Linked DNA regions of Homo sapiens: region 1 is linked to region 2. Evidence: chromatin loops called from intact Hi-C (ENCODE). Cell type or tissue: PC-3. All regions are shown on one strand. Each heading gives the region's core, and the rest is flanking DNA. Links, peaks and the distances in the headings are about the cores only.

Region 1 (2,915 bases), core at 321-2,820, 100 kb before region 2:
CCTGTGGAGAGTTCTCCAAACTGAGAATTTTAGTACAGCTTTCCTACAGGAGGTTCACTAAGAAATCCACAAACATCATGTGGTAGCCTACCAGGTGCTCCTTAGCTGCAGGAAAGATACCCATGCCCTGGAGTGTTGTATGTTTCCAGACACTCAGAACACTTCTAAGTGTTTCTTGATGTTTCTGGTATGGCATAACCCCCAAAATATATTAAGCAAAATAAAGCAAGGTGTAGAAGAGTGTGTATAATATGTTATTATTTGTATTTAAGAAAAAGTGGGTATAAAAATATACATGTATTTTCAAAACATATCTCTAGAAGATGTGATTACATGGCTGATTCTGGAAGAGAAGTTGGTGCTGGATACCTAGGAGCTGGGTACCTAGAAGCAGGTGTGGGTGAAAGACATTTCACTATATACTTTTGTATCTTTTCAGTTGAAGGGGCAAGGGAAAACTTCTCCTTTGCCCTCTGAAGGTTCACTAAACATCAAATGACAAAAGGTGGATTAATAGTAGAAGAGGCACATAAATTTATTTGATCATAGTTTTCCATGACATGGGAGCCTTCGAATGAAGACCCAAAGATACAAAGGAAACGTTCATTTTTATGCTTAGGTTCAATAAACTGTGGACAACTGTGTAAAAATATGATTGGGCAAAAAGGGTATAATCTAATGCTAATAGACTGAGTAGGGAAACTCAGCAAGGCCTTTCTGTTTGTATTCCTCCTCTCTGTGCAGCATTTCTTCCTTCTGATGGGGCAAGACTCTCTCTGGAATGGGGCTCTTATGACCTACAGTCAAACAAGGTAGGTCAGATAATTTCTTTATGGCCAGTTTTTACACAGAAAGGCCAGGGGGAGAAGTTAGAATAATATTTTTAGGTTTCCTGGCTGGCTTTAAGGAAAAGGGATTCTGGTTTCTATAACCTGCCTTGGGGAAGAGGGATTCTGGTGTCCTTGGAGGAGAATGAGTGGCCAGAGACAGGAGGGAAGAAGAAGGTCAGAGAGAAACTTTTGCTTCTGAGGCTGCTTCTGAAGTCTTCATTTTGGGGTATTGTTTTCTGAGCCCCCAAACAATTTCAAACCATATAACTGTATTTGCTATTCAAACAGGAATACAAGTTAAATTAAAACAAAATCTTCCTAGGATGGTTAATTAAACTTGAGGCTCAGATTGGCCCTTGATAATTTACTCTTTGTCCTTATTTCTCATCCCTGGGGTCTTCTGTCTTCAGGTCTTCCACCCCTGATCAGTTGCCTGCCACAGACATATTCAAATATTCCCCTCCGTCTCTGAGCCTAATAGAAACTCTACACAGGGATGAAGCAGGATTTCTAAAATCTCTCTTGTGACTGATTGCCATATTGAACCTCAGGCTTTCTAGACCAGTGGTTCTCAACCTTGAGCCTGCATCAGAGTCACCTGGAGGACTTGTCAATACGCAGGTTTCTCAGCCCCACACCCAGAGTTTCTGATTCAGCAGGTCTGGGGTAGGACCCAATAATCTGCATTTCTAACAAGTTCCCAGGTGATGCTAATTAGGGACCACACTTTGAGAAACACTGCTCTATCCTAAAATAGTTTCTCCTATGATGGATTGATGTGTAGTTTTTGTGTTCCAGTTGTGTCTTCATTTAGACATATAAAGAAATAAAAGGAGAGCTATGTTCCTTTCCATGGGCATGCTTATAGTGCACCATTGCCCAGCTCTCTGTCCAGCCAACAATACCCTTCAGGCTCGTTATGCCTCATAAGACAATATGCATTTTACCACCAGCAGAGCTGACACATCAGAAACCTGGCATCCTCCTTCATCTCTACTTCCCGGAGCAGACATTCTTGTGGTCACTGCCATCAACTCCCTGTAAAGACTTAATTGGTATTTTAGAGCAGGCACTAGAAGAGTCATGCTAATTACTCATTTCCCTTCCAGTGTTTCTCTCCAGTGGTGCTATTAGCATTTTAGGCAAGACAAAATGCTTTATAATGCTCTTTATAATGAGCATTCTATTTAATGTAGGACATTCAGCTCCTTTCCCTTGTTCTCAAGTCGTTGTGACAGTCAATAATCCCACTGCGCATCCCAATGCTCCCTCAATCCCCCTAACCCTTAACCCCGTGCAACCTGCCTGCACCACCTTTACCCACCTGCACCCCCACCTCCAGGATGGGTGATGAGGGCAACTCAACTTTCCACTGAGAACCACCAAGACCTTTATTAAATTACCTGTCCAGACCTTTGCTTTAGATCCCTGCAAAAATCCCAAGACATATTTTATTATTTTCCTTTTTATCAAATGTTGATATTAAAAAGTTACCAAACTCTGAGGCTGGGCGCAGTAGCTCACGCCTGTAATCCCAGCACTTTGGGAGGCCGAGGCATGTGGATTGCTTGAGGTCAGGAGTTCAAGACCAGCCTAGCCAACATGGTGAAACCCCATCTCTACTAAAAATACAAAAATTAGCAGGACATGGTGGCGTGCACCTGTAGTCCCAACTACTTGGGAGACTGAGGCACAAGAATCACTTGAACATGGGAGGCAGAGGTTGCAGTGAGCTGAGATTGCACCACTGCACACCCCAGCCTGGGCGACAGAGCAAGATCTGTCTCCAAGAAACAAAAAACAAACAAACAAACAAACAAAAAACAGTAATGAAATGCCAAATGTTTCCTTTTGAAAACCCTATTGGTAGAATTGTCCATTGTTCAGTGGACAATTTTCCAGTGTTGTTCAGTCCTCTCTCTGGAGAGAGACCTTTTGGAGATTAGCACTGGAGGGCCCTGTTACCTGATGAAGTGGCTTCGTGTCCTCATTTGACAAGGAGAATTGTGTGACCTCTCCTGTTTCCTTTTTTGCCATGAGTGTCAGGGAACTCGGGGATAGATGTAATGCCTGATAGGGTTGAAA
Region 2 (2,905 bases), core at 1-2,500:
AAGCTGGACAGTCTGGAGGCTGCAGCCAAAAGCAAGAACTGCTCCAGCCCCCAGAGAGGTGGCTCCCCACCCTGGGCTGCAAACAGCCAGCCTCAGCCCCCAAGGGAGTCCAAGCTGGAGTCATGCAAGGACTCGCCCAGAACGGCCCCGCAGACCCCGGTCCTTCAGAAGACTTCCAGCTCCATCACCCTGCAGGCCGCAAGAGTTCAGCCGGAACCAAGAGCACCAGGCCTGGGGGTCCTATCACCTTCTGGAGAAGAGAGGAAGAGGCCAGCTCCTCCCCGTCCAGCCACCTTCCCCACCAGGCAGCCTGGCCTGGGGAGCCAAGATGTTGTGAGCAAGGCTGCTAACAGGAGAATCCCCATGGAGGGCCAGAGGGATTCAGCATTCCCCAAATTTGAGAGCAAGCCCCAAAGCCAGGAGGTCAAGGAAAATCAAACTGTCAAGTTCAGATGTGAAGGTGAGTAGAGGTAATTAGGGTCACCGATTGCCAAAATGTAGCCCCTTGGTGGCCACTCCCTTCCTTCAGCACCCAGCTAGTCTGCATCACCTATATCCACTCATCTTCTTGGACTAGCTCCCCTAGAAAACCACCTTACAAGGGCCTTCCCCTTAGGAGTGACTCATTGTAGAAATGCCCTTTATTCTGGAGAGACCCCTAACAGTAGCCTGTTGTTTGCTCTTGGATAGAGTACTGGCCCTGGCCCTAGTTCTTACCACCCTAGAAGAAACACCCTCATTATCGCCAACATCGAAAAGCAAACCTCATGGTCTCCTCCGCCCTTTCTTCCCCTTGCCTGGCTTTGGCCAACCTGGAGACCTTGCCCATCACGCTGTATTCATCCTCCTCAAGGCCCCTGACTCTCTCAAGAGGTTTCGTCTTGTGGAGTGTGGTTGAGGGTGAGGAAGCAGACTCAGAGGTGGGAGGGCAGCTCCACACCAAACTGAGCCCTTTCCTCCAGCTCACACCTTCCCCACCTACCTCACAATCACAGGGTGCTCTCCAGGGCATAGGGAGCTCACGTTCTTTACCTGGCCCTGTAGTTTCCGGGATTCCAAAGCCTGAAGTGGCCTGGTTCCTGGAAGGCACCCCCGTGAGGAGACAGGAAGGCAGCATTGAGGTTTATGAAGATGCTGGCTCCCATTACCTCTGCCTGCTGAAAGCCCGGACCAGGGACAGTGGGACATACAGCTGCACTGCTTCCAACGCCCAAGGCCAGCTGTCCTGTAGCTGGACCCTCCAAGTGGAAAGTGAGTACACTTCTCCAGGTCACCCCGCATTCTCTGTGGGACAACCATTCATGGGGTGCTTCACCTTCTGCAGATGGTTCATCTCCTATAGCCCCCTGCCTTGGTGCACAGCCCGACAGAAATGTCACCCCCAATCACATGCCAAGGCCAAGTGTGTTGCTCTAGGCCAGTGATTCATAATCAGGAGTTCACATCAGAATCACCTCAAAATAAACATGCATGGCCCCACACCCAGCCCAACTGACAGCTACCTTTCCTAGGTCCCTCAGCTGTTTGAATAGTGCCGTGACTCACGTTTGTAACCACAGAGAACTGAGTGTTCATTAAATATACAGGTTTAGAGTAATGTGAGATGATGTGGGATCCCACATCTTTTATGTTTATTGTACTGTCTGTTTATAAAAGTAATGCATGTTCATTGTGGGGAATTTAAACAATATATAACCTTATGACTCAGAAATAAATTATATTTTAATGTTTTTTATACAAACTTACCATTGTGGTATTTGTATACTGCTTTCTATCCTAATTTGCTCATGTGATATTAACATCTTTTTATACAATTCTTGGAAAGCATGACTTTTAGTAGCCATATAATATTGCATGAAATGGCTGTATCTAATTTAGGTATGCTGTTATTTGTTGAATAATTAAATTGTTTCCATTTTTCACTATTATAACATACCTATGATAAATATTCTTGTACCTGTCTATCTCTATAAAATTTCCCCCTTACTCTAAATGCATATGTAAGCCCCAGGCCCATGCCATACCCTTGAGAAATGCATTAACAAATACCACAAGAGTAGAATCTGCAAATTGCAGGCTGCTGGAAACTGTGGAACAAATAACTTTCACCCATTTTTTTTCCACATACAAATTGCAAGCAAAAAAAAAAAAAAAAAGACAACCTATAGAAAACTTATATTAGAAGGTATATAGTAACATCAACAATTACAATAATTTTTGATAATCTTCTGCCAATCCTGACTGAGATAATCTTTAAAAAGTTTTTATGGGAACATCAAGAGAATTTGGACACTGATAAGATTTAATATAAAGGAATTCGTGGTGTTTTAAGATGTGATGGTGGTCTTGTTACTTTTTTTTTTATAAGTTCATCTGTTTGAGAGATATATCCTGAGTTATTTACTGGTGAAATGATATGGCTTTTTATATTTGACTTAGAAATAATTCATGTTTGGGGAGCACTGGCAGGGATATCAATGAAATAATATTGATATAAATGAAAGTTGAGAGATGGGTACATAGGAATTCACTACACTGCTTTGTCTACTTTTGTGTGTGTTTGAAAATTTTCAAAATGCACATTTCCAAAAGAAAAAAAGAGTTAGTGATGTATCCATATAGTAGAATGCCAGACAACATCCTGTAGACTGATGCTAAAACATGTTCAAGATGCACTAGGAAGGGAGAGGAGCAAAGTACAGGCTCATGTGTAAATGGAAGAAAAGATCTGTGTACACACATGCAAAAGATGCCTGTGTGTGCACAAATCATTTCTGGAAGAGCACAAAAGTCCCTCTAGGAAGGGGAAACTAGGGGTTCACAGGAAGGAATGGGGCATCTTACTTTTCACTGTATACTGTTGATTCACTGGGATTTTAACTGTTGTTTAACTGGGATTTTTACT

What was found. A loop is a pair of places that touch in the nucleus more often than their neighbours do. Peaks named below come from ENCODE experiments on the same cell type or tissue, not always from the same donor. Only the 100,000 strongest peaks of a DNase experiment are listed, where the experiment ranks them.
Region 1: it touches region 2 in a loop (4-fold over the local background); 1 of 110 quality-filtered maps calls a loop at or near these places.

Annotation. Positions count from the first base shown.
Region 1 is chr3:123,833,765-123,836,679 of GRCh38, reverse strand. All of the region lies in intron 2 of MYLK (myosin light chain kinase), which reads left to right. Among named protein-coding and RNA genes, the nearest start is that of MYLK, 49 kb to the left of the region's middle. In PC-3, for the core only: no CTCF peak of the experiment used is centred there; a DNase peak (open chromatin) is centred at 1,819.
Region 2 is chr3:123,731,242-123,734,146 of GRCh38, reverse strand. MYLK (myosin light chain kinase) reads left to right here. Exons shown (of 34, transcript NM_053025.4): 10 at 1-460; 11 at 1,045-1,251. Among named protein-coding and RNA genes, the nearest start is that of MYLK-AS2, 43 kb to the right of the region's middle. In PC-3, for the core only: no CTCF peak of the experiment used is centred there; a DNase peak (open chromatin) is centred at 1,516; H3K4me3 peaks cover 490 bases; H3K27ac peaks cover 2,047 bases.